Regions from separate parts of the Homo sapiens genome. Here region 2 is linked to region 1. Evidence: chromatin contacts called from ENCODE Hi-C or POLR2A ChIA-PET data. All regions are on one chromosome and are shown on one strand. Each heading gives the region's core, a stretch centred on a gene start or an enhancer-like site at or near the end of the contact. The rest is flanking DNA. Distances are from core to core; before and after follow the strand shown.

Evidence for each region. Hi-C counts contacts between places; a loop is a spot of excess contacts on that map. ChIA-PET counts read pairs that join two places held with the same protein, here RNA polymerase II (POLR2A).
Region 2: a loop to region 1 is called in a map of OCI-LY7, with 18 times the contacts of the local background. The contact joins the enhancer-like site here to the promoter of MTA3 in region 1. A Hi-C loop is called at or near these places in 1 of 168 maps with a recorded cell type or tissue (OCI-LY7). POLR2A ChIA-PET finds 5 or more read pairs at or near these places in 1 of 52 experiments (H1).

What each region holds. Positions count from the first base shown.
Region 1 is chr2:42,566,271-42,571,564 of GRCh38, forward strand. MTA3 (metastasis associated 1 family member 3) reads left to right here and starts at 2,362. Exons shown (of 17, transcript NM_001330442.2): 1 at 2,362-2,503; 2 at 4,167-4,234. The coding sequence starts at 2,476. RefSeq lists an enhancer at 1,610-1,749 and silencers at 1,990-2,039, 2,100-2,149, 2,420-2,579, 2,640-2,719.
Region 2 is chr2:45,726,392-45,731,685 of GRCh38, forward strand. The region is part of intron 1 of PRKCE (protein kinase C epsilon); the gene reads left to right. Among named protein-coding and RNA genes, the nearest start is that of PRKCE-AS1, 54 kb to the left of the region's middle. RefSeq lists enhancers at 3,346-3,425, 3,806-3,945. Within about 2 kb of position 2,865, at least 5 of the 41 ENCODE cell types and tissues checked have a DNase peak (open chromatin) inside an H3K27ac peak, as active enhancers do; they include OCI-LY7, where a contact is called at or near this core.

The DNA of each region.
Region 1 (5,294 bases), core at 1,112-3,611:
CTACAAACATTTGCTGAACTCCTTTATGTGTGAACCTCTCTGGAATTAGGACATATAAAAGTTTCACAAAGTCCTTGTATTCAGCTCTTCTGATTCTTTGAGTCCACGATTTGTTGGTATTTATTCTTCAGATACTGAGCATCTACTGTGTCAGCTCAGAAATGTAGAGGACATTGGCCTAGGAGCTGGACATGGAAGAGACTAATATATAGAATCTAGAGCAAAAAACGGTTCTAAGGCCTGCCACCATCATTACCTCCTGCTAGTCCCCTTCAAGTCTTTGAGGCCTTTCATGGGGGGCTTCTGGATGAGGCTGTTCCTAAGGGGACATAGGGAGGAGTTTTCTCGGCATCTTTCACCATTTATTGTGGTTAGCACAGTCATCATAAACACCTGGCAAGAGCACTAAGCTTGGGAAATGAGACAGGCACACAATGAATTAACAAAAACAGGGAAAGATTTCGAAGGAGGAGAAATTGCTTATGAAAAATTAATGGGAAAACATCCTAAAGCTTGTGATCCACTTCTTTGCACTTTATGGTTTCTAGGTGGCTTTTGTACTTGGAGAAACACTGTGGTTCAGAACATTCTAGGCCAGAGGAAAGGGCTGATTCATAATCCCAAAATTGCTGCCAGTTTACTGTGTGATTCCAGGTGAATTATTCAACCCTATTTATGTGTCAGCTCAGAAATGGAGTGATGTCAGTTTTGTCAGAATGTTTTTGGTGGGATCTCTGGTAAATGTTGAATGACAGCTATGCAATGTGTGGAACAGAACACTTTTGCTTTCTTCTTTGGGTCAGAATTTGACACATGGCTCAGAATTTGACACACAGCAGAGAACCCTTGGGAATCTGTGGTTTTCTGGGGTTAAAAAGAAAGCAAGAGACACCTGTTATTTGCATGGTGCTCTGTGTTCCCTGGTTTACAAAGCATTTTCAGATATCATCGCAACTGATCCTTACCACACCTGTGAAGGGGGAACTCACGTCCCCATTTTATAGACGAGGAAACAGGTCATAGAGTCAATGTAATTCAATAGTGCTTTATTTTTTATTTTTATATTTTGCCTCAGCTATGCACAGTTTTTTCATCTCAATACTTTGTGATAAGTGACCATCACAAATGTCATCACCAAACCACCAAAACACAACCTTCTTTTCTGGGGGCACCTCTTAGCCCCGCACAGACCTTAAACCCAGAGTCGACAGCACACAGCTGTGTATCACCACACATTCCAAACAAGCCACCACACCAAGAAATCTTCTTCGTGTTTATTATGCAGCAATGTCTGGGAGTACTTTGGAATGGACTGGCTTCTCTAAAGAAAGTTATTTGTGTTCATTTGGGGGATCGCCAGCTAAGATTCAACGTTGTTTTTTTTTTTTTGTATCTGTGAGAGTAGGAAGGCCGTGAAAACAGAGGTTGTTTAGAGAATTGGCCTGGGACAATAACCATTTAGAAGCTTTAGGCACGTAACCAGTTAAGTGTCCATCGACATGAAACTGATTGAATACAATCTCCTCTGTTTGGGGGTGGTGGTGATTGTGAACTGTAGGGCCCTGTTCCCCCATGGACAAAGGAAGCCCCTCACTCCTAAAGGTCCCTTTTCCCAGCAGAACAGGCCCTGCATATACAGTGCCCGTCTAGAGCCAGGGCCTCCATCTGGGTGTTGGACAGTTGGTTCTGCTCAGCCCAGTTTTGGGGTAAACGATGACGCAGTTAGGGTGGCCTAGGAAGGGAGTTTTTCTACCTCTGTCCCCAGCTGGGTCTCTGGCGAGGCGGGAAGCACCCGGAATCTTCCTGGCCCTAGAGCCTGCAGGCTCCAGGCCGGCCCCTTGAATCTCACCGCGAGGAAGGCACCCTGCTGCCTGCACTTATTTGCATCCAAGAGTTTGCATTGAGACTGGCGCTTGCCTACTAGGGCAGCCACAGGGGGGTTCCCCAGGGACAGAGGTAGGGAAGGAGGACCTGTCTTGGGGTGGACAGGTGACGGGGTACCCTGGGTGGGGGAAGAGGTGCTGGGGAGAGGCTAAGCCCCAGCCCCCACTCTAATTCTCTAACAGCCCCTGGTCCGCATTTGAGTGCAGGCCTCTGCCTCAGCCAGGACCCTGACCCCAGGGCCCTCCACTTCCAGCAAGGCCCCCCACCCTCCCTCCCACTCCCACTCCCTTTCCCCTCCCCCTCCCCCCCAATTCCCGCTGGCCCCGCAGCGCTCCAGCCTCCCCGGGCCTCCCCCGGCCCGGCCCACTCGGCCTTGCTAGCCTGGCGCTGGGGGCGGGCACCAGCCCCCACCCCTCGGCGTACCATCCCCTTTACTTCCCCCACCCCCTGTCCCCTCCCTTCCCTCCCTTCCCCCCCGTGGCGAGGCAGCAGCGACGGCGGCGGCGGCAGCGGCGGTCGCGGCTGAGGCTGAGGAGGAGGCGGCGGCGGCGGGCGGGGCTCGGCTCGGGCTCCGCGGGCGGGCGGGCGGACATGGCGGCCAACATGTACCGGGTCGGAGGTAGGCAGGCTCGGCCCGACCCGGCCCGTGTGGGAGCGGGTTCCGGGAGCGGGGGGCCGGGGCGAGTGCACGCCAACTGCCGGGAGCCAAGGGCGCCGGGGCTGAGGTCGCAGTGGGCTGGGGCGCCGGGGCCCGCAGAGGGGCCGGGACTCCCCACCCCCACCCATCCCTTCCCCTCCCCCCACGCGGGCTCGCGAGGGCCCGGGGCCACCTTCACCCTCGCACCCCGCCCAGTGTTTAGGGCCAGGCCTCTACTTGGGGGTACGAATTACCAGACACCCCCCTCCACGAAACCCTCATCGGGGTAGGGCCCGTCGAGCCCCCTGAGAAGGTGGCCTTCTTGCGTGGCTTCTAGGCGCTGGAGAGGATGAGGGGACATCCCCTCTCCTGCTTCTTCCCCACTCAGTGGGAGCCTGGGGTGGGGGTGGGGGTGGGGGCGGTGGGGGCCCAGCCAGGGGCCCAGCTGGACGGGCCTGTTTGCGTGCCGGGGCCCTGCACCTCCCCTTCCTCGGCCCCCCTCCTTTTCGTTTCTGGTCCAGTCCCCCACGAATGGGGCTTCGTGGGAGCTGGGAACCTCAGCCGGAGGTGGGGAGTTGAGCTCTGCCTGGACGTTTGCTCTGCTGCCTGCCTCCTTCCCAGTCTTCTGCGGAAGAGAGAAATAAGGTCAAACAAACTTTCTCCCTACTCACGACGCCCTCCTCCCTCTTTCCTGGTAAAATAATAATTCAGATAAGTGGCGTGTTTGTATGAGAGACTGGCTCTTCCTTCTCTGCTCATTAGCCGAGCTTCTGATGGATGGTGGTGGGAATGGCCTGGCTAAATGAGGCCACTTTGCAGAAGAGAGCGGCGAAAGAGCCACTAAGATAGACAATAACAATGCAGCTGCCTTTCGGATAAACACACAGTGGGAAGTTTCCAGCAAGCCTATTAGATGAGAGGAAAAGCCACACTTGAAAAATTTTATCCTTTTAGTTGAAAGCCTGCAGCAATTTCTTAATCACAAGACATTAAATGGATCTGGATTAAATATGGTAAAAGGGTAAAAAAGATGCTGATATCACCCCCAGAACACTTTGCCTCTTAGAAGTGATCCCCCGGCCCCCTTTTTTCCTCATCTTCCCAGGTAAAACTGTGGAAAAGTTTGTCAGCGTTCTTCCTCTTAACCTGTTCTGCTCATCTGATTTTTTTTTTTTTTTTTAAGTAGTGATTGAAATGTAGGTTGGACTGTGAAGCCTTTCTCCCTGCTCTGAATGTGTCTTAGGTCAATAGTTTTATGTGAGAAGCAGCCTGCAGGGCAAATTGTATTGGAGGAAAAAGATGTGGAAGTAGTTATAGTACAGAGGACACATGTTTAGCGTGCCCTGACTACACAGTGATAAGAGGTGTCTTTTTTGTTTATTATTAAAGAAATGACGTATTGGGACAGAAGTCTAGGAGAAACTGATAAAACATTAATTGAAATGAAAATGCCAAGAAAATAAAGGTCTGTGAATAGTAGGCACGTGAGAGGATATATTAAGGCTGCATTATTATGTTTGCTTTTACCAGTGAATGAATTATGAGCTTAATTTCAAACGTGAAATGCCTAACATAAAAAGTCTTGGATTGACAAATCTGAACTTTCTGTTAAAAAGATTAAGTTCTGTACTTCCTTTAATTACAGATTATGTCTACTTTGAGAATTCCTCCAGCAACCCATACCTAATAAGAAGGATAGAAGAACTCAACAAGGTATACACTGAGTGTTCTTAATTTTAATATTAAAAATATTTATTTTCCCTTGATGGGTAATTGGGTAAAGGGTGGCCTGGTGTGGGGGCTCATGCCTGCAATCCCAGTAAATTGGGAGGCCTGGCGAGTGGATAGCTTGAGCCCAGGAGTTGGAGACCAGCCTGTGCAACATAGTGAGACCCTATCTCTTATTTTTTTTTAATTAATATAAAAAGTAAAAATATGGCTGGGTGCGGTGGCTCATGCCTGTAATCTCAGCACTCTGGGAGGCTGAGGCGGGCGGATCACCTGAGGTCGGGAGTTCGAGACCAGCCTGACCAACATGGAGAAACCCCGTCTGTACTAAAAATACAAAAAAAATAGTCGGGCATGGTGGCACATGCCTGTAATCCCAGCTACTCGAGAGGCTGAGGAAGGAGAATCGCTTGAACCCGGGAGGCGGAGGTTGCGGTGAGCCAAGATTGTGCAATTGCACCCTAGCCTGGGCAATGAGATAAACTCCGTCTCAAAAAAAAATAAAAATAAAAAAATAAAAATAAGCTGGGTAAAGGGGCATAAGAGATGATTTTACTTTCAGTCCCAGACTCTTTGAAAGATGAGATTTTAGGCTGGGCATGGCGGCTCACCCCTGTAATCCCAGCAATTTGGGAGGCCAAGGAGGGGGTGGATCACTTGAGGTCAGGAGTTCAAGACCAGCCTGGCCAACATGGTGAAACCCTGTTTCTACTAAAAAAGTACAAAAAAATTAGCTAGGCATGGTGGCATGCACCTGTAATCCCAGCTACTCAGGAGGCTGAGGCAGGAGAATCCAGGTGGAGGTTGCAGTGAGCTGAGATCACGCCATTGCACTCTAGCCTGGGTGACAGAGCAAAACACTGTCTCAAAAAAAAAAAAAAAAAAAAAAAAGTTGAGATTTTAGAGAGTTATGCACGATTCTGAATTCCGAATATTCTTTTGCTTTTTTGTTACTGAATATTTAAAAGTGTGCAGATATTTTCAAATTGCTTAGAGCCTCTGAAAGAGCAGTTCACTTATGTAACTCAGACCCTTTTTATGTTTA
Region 2 (5,294 bases), core at 1,615-4,114, 3.2 Mb after region 1:
ACCTTCAGCAATCACTACCCTGATCAGTCAGCAGCTGTCAACATCGAGGCACGATTCCCCAGCAGCAAAAAGATTACAACGTGTGCTAAAGGCTCAGATGGTCATTAGCATTTTTCTTAGCAATAAAGCACTTTTCAATTAAAGTATGTACATTTTTAGACATAATTACATCGTACACACAATAGACTACATATAGTGTAAACATAAATTTACGTACACTGGGAAACAAAATATTTTTATGACTTGCTTTATTATAGTTATCTGGAACTGAACCTTCAATATCTCTGATGTATACCTGTACTTTTGATTCTCAGGATACATTCTTCTAAAAAATATTGCTGATTTAAGGGGTCAGATATGTCCTGGGAGCCTGTGGCTACTGATCCTATTGCCTCGGTCATCAGCCCTCCTGTTTTCCTAGGTGACATAGAGGGCTTGTAGGGTGGCTGTAGGGTGGTGGAAAAAGAAGCAGAACTGAATTCCAGGGCTGACTTTGCTGCTTGTTAGCTGGGTGACCTTGGGAAAACCACTTAACCTTTCTGGCCCTTACTTTCCTCATGGGAAATAAGATTAAAAATGTATGCGAAGGCTTAATATTGACAAGCTCTATTGAGTTTGAGATTTGACCTTAGAGTTTTTATTAATAGACCTGCCATTTGCTAAGCAAATTTTCTAGATAAAGATGTATACCTGGATGCATGTCATAGTACAGTCCCTGTTTGCCCAAGGTGAAGTTAATTTTATGTGATGGGGCAGAGTTAATCCTTGTTAGGCAAATGATGCAGTCTTCTCCGGAGTAGAAAACTGTGTAGACAAGAACAGCTTACCTACCTCTTAAGGCCATAGTTATTTATTTAGCATAAACCAAATACATGGTGATAAGGGAGATACAGTAAGATCTTTTGGAAGTCTTTTTATGGAAACTGATGTGTATTGAAGGTAGAAGACAAGCAATGGCGGAATGTTGTGTATGTCCAACCAGTGCACAAAAGTGGGAGTGGGTACCTCTAATGGGAGAGATCACTGGGGGCTTCCCGGAGGACGGGGTTCAAACTCTGCCTAAAGGATAAGGATAAGAGGATTTGGACTAGGAGGGAGGGCATTCCAGGTAGCTTAGAGGATTTGACCAAGCTTTTGTACAACATCTGTCATTCCACCCAGATGTTCTGCTGGCCATCATTTGCTCCCTGATGCCTTTAGTTTCTTGCCATTGCATTGGTTGGACTCTGCTTCTTGACTTCACATTGGGGCATGTGTTTTATTTTATTTTATTTTATTTTTAAGACGGAGTCTCGCTCTGTCACCCAGGCTAGAGTGCAGTGGTGCGATCTCGGCTCACTGTAACCGCTGGCTCCTGGGTTCAAGCGATTCTCCCGCTTCAGCCTCCTGAGTAGCTGGGATTACAGGTGCCCGCCACCACACCCAGCTAATTTTTGTATTTTTAGTAGAGACGGGGTTTCACCATGTTGGTCAGGCTGGTCTCAAACTCCTGACCTCGTGATCTGCCTGCCTCGGCCTCCCAAAGTGCTGAGATTACAGACGTGAGCCACCGGGCCCAGCCAGGGCATGTATTTTTACAGTAAACTCTGGGAAGCCAAGATGGAAAATAAAGCCCTTACTGGCTTAAACCAGGCTGAGGGAGATGGTCTCTTGAGTAAACACCATGCCTCGCTTTCTGTTTAAGCGTATCTTTTCTTTTCAAGCCTGCTCCTTCTGTGTAAGTGTATTTTTCAAAGTGTGACTCCACATCCTTTCAGAAAGTCCTTCGTATCCCATCAAGGGAGTAAGGTGATGGGTGAGAAGCTACTCTAAATAAATTAAGGGTAGTATCTGTTTTGGCTTCAAAGGGCAAAGGATCAAGGTTAGGGCAAGTAGAAATTTCTCCCTCTTGATTTTAAGTGAAATTTTTTATTTTTATTTTTATAAGACCCTAATTGCCTGCTTCATACCTAGAAGGCCAGAAACATTCCTGGATGTTGGACTAGCAAGCCAGAGAACAATCTAAGCAATGCCATTTCACTGGCCCCTTCTTCACCAGAACCCTTCCCCCAATAGTCCCATGCCCAAACACACGCACTCTTCACAGTATCCTCTTGTGCATGCTGCTTGCTTTGAGGGTGGTGCAAGTGCTATTGGGTGTCATTTTATATTACAGTTGTAATGCCCACGTGCCGCTGGAATCTTTGTATCTTAGTCACAGACTTCTAGAGTGTCTGAGCTGGAAGGAACCTTCATTCTCAGCCCCTTGTTTTACAGATGGGGAACTGAAAGCCCCCAGGTTGCCTGACTGTAAGTTGAGGTCTGTCTTCACCAGTTCATGGTTTGTTTTCAGTATCTGAGCAATAACAGCTGCTAATTATTGAGGCCCTGTGCTGAGTGCTTTTCATGCATCATGTCACTTATTTTTCATAACAACTGTATGAGGAAGGTATGACCATCATCTCTCCTTTAAGGTTAGAGAGGTTGAGTAATGTGTTTAGAGTTGGGTGTTGGAGCTGGGTGTTAGCAAAGATTTGAACTCAGTATACGGTGGCACTGGGGCACTGGCTCCTAACTGGTAGGCTGTGCTGCACTGTGTTTGCCAAGTGAGGCTGCCTCTATTCCCACTTCTTCCCTCACTTCCCATCGTCTTTCTTTTTCACTGCCCCACCAGGGATCTTGCTCTCAACTTGCCAAGGTAGGATTCCGACCATGGCTACCATGATGACTTGGAAGCCTGGACTCCAAAGGAAGGAGTTCCAAAGCCTTGATCAATGGAACAGAGGCATTGTCCTTGGGACCCGAAGGAGCTGATACCACGTCACTTATACCAGGATCCTTGCTGGTTAATTCACATAGGGCGGTGGAGGACACAGTGCAGTCTCTGTTTGCACTGGCTTATGGGAGACTGAGCAAGATAGAGTAGAGAGAAAGTAGATGAAAGGTGCCATGAAAGCCATCCTCAGCTCAAGCCTGTGTCTTCTTAGCAGGGGTCATTGCATCCTCTTTATTATCAAAGGGTGTGATCCTAATACGCTTATGAGACAGCCAGTGTAGATGTGATATCAAGCCAGCTCGGCCCTCCCTGGAGCCTCCATCATATGCATCTATGTGTCCCCCTTCATTACTTTCCGATTCCTTTTCCCCCTCCTACAGCAATAGCCTGAAGGATATTTTTAGGCCCCAGTGAGGCTGTGATCACTGACCCTTGGCTTCTGAAAATTTTTACACCGTTTTGAAGGGATGTGCATACTCAGGAATACAGCTATTTTTGAATCTGTACTAGAGATTCTAGGCTGTATCCTCCATGGGGGCTTATTTTTTAAGTTTGAGCAGAAAATATTCCAAGGGACATTGGTAGTGTAATGGATGATGAGCCTGTATGCTGATGCTGATTAGGCCAGAGTGGGTCCAGACTGCTCTGGCCATCCTTGACCGGAGGAAGAACTAGTACGTCCACCTTGCCTCAAGGGGAGCAGATCTGTCAATGGCTCAAAGCCTGGAGTGCAGTTCCTACTAGCTCCACCTGGAGTCTTAAAAGAGGAACAGATCAGCATGGAGGAGATCTTTGGGTCCTGGGCATTTTGCATTTTTTAAGGGTATAGAGTCATACTTTTATAGTTCAACAACATTGACAAGAATGGATGTTTTGAGTCCGTTGGTTAACCTTGGATTTGAAAAGAGGAAGAAAAACAGAAACCACACATTAGCAGGGCAGCACTGAGGTTACAGTCATGTTACCATAGACGCCAGGCTTGAAGAGCCGTTTGGGGACAACAGAGCACAACACTGGAAAAATAAATTTTTTAGAGACAGGGTTCCGCTCTGTCACCCAGACTTGAGTGCAGTGGTGCTCACTGTAACCTCAAGTTTTTGGGCTCAAACAACCCTCCCATCTCAGCCTCCTGGGTAGCTAGGATTACAGGTGTGGGCCACCATACCCAGCTAATTTTTTATTTTTTATTTTTGTAGAGATGGAGTCTTGCTGTGTTGCCCAGGCTGGTCTCAAACTCCTGGCCTCAAGTGATCCTCCTACCTTGGCCTCCCAAAGCTCTGGGATTACAACTGTGAGCCACCAGTTGTAATTTTTTTTTTTTTTTTTTTCCCGAGACAGAGTCTCACCCTGTTGCCCAGGCTCGAGTACAGTGGCACAATCTCGGCTCACTGCGACTTCTGCCTCCTGGGTTCAGGCAATTCTTGTGCCTCAGCCACCTTAGTAGGTGGGATTACAGGTGTGCACCACCACACCTGGCTAATTTTTGTATTTTTAGTACAGACAGGGTTTCACCCCATTGGCCAGGCTGGTCTCAAACTCCTGGCCTTAAGCTATCTACCCGCCTCAGCCTCCCAAAGTGCTAGGATTACAGGTGTGAGCTACCATGCCTGGCAAGCACAACATTTTTAATTTTCAAGAGCTACCAGTTTCTTTTCTGTCTCTGAAGAGACACTTCTCCCAAGGAAATTTCCATTAAAAAATTAATTTTGTGTGTCTGCCCGACAGATCATGGGAGACAGAGTGCTGTTATTTGTAAAACATTTTTAAAAATACATTTTTACCTTTATGGAGCAATGATATTCCTGGATTTATCTAAAAGGAAAATCTGACTGGTGTGGAAGAACAAGTGGAAGCTGTTAATGAAAATTTTGAAGTGAAGGAAATAGGAATGTGGGAATAGTGGGAGCCTGGGTGTTCTCTAACCAGGGAGAACTCTCAGGCAGAAAGTGGCTACTGTGGACAGTTTAGAGACTGGTGAGTTTAGGGCCTGTTGATTTCTGTTATTAGTTAGCATTGGCCTTTGTGTTTAGAGAGGAAGATGGTTATTACAGCTAGTGTCAGGAGAGCAAGGGGTGTCTTAATGGAGTTATGCACAGTTTTTGCCTATGACAACTCAGCCTCTTGGGCTCAGAGCATTCACTTAGACAGAGCAGCTCCATTCCTTGTGGTTTTCTGGTCAGTATTTTAGGACCATCAGTTCTGTGGCTCATGCAGGTGTGATGTATAAATGTCTGGCCTGGGAGAGATGCCAAAAAAGAAGTGGGGAGATGGAGTAAAAATCATTTGTCTGGAGGTTTTTCATTTACTGAGTCTCTTCAGGAAACTGGGAGAAGTTGAGTTTCCTTCCTTAATTCTCAAGTTCATTTTAGACATGAGAGAAAGAGACTCAGAGACATTAAGTGTCTTGGATTTTGTAGTTACTAATGGGGAAACCTAAGCCTGAAAACCAAGAATTTTCTGAATTCCTGGAATTTTTTTTTTTTTTTTTTTTTTTTGAGGCAGGGTCTCACTCTGTTGCCCAGGAAGAAGTGCAGTGGTG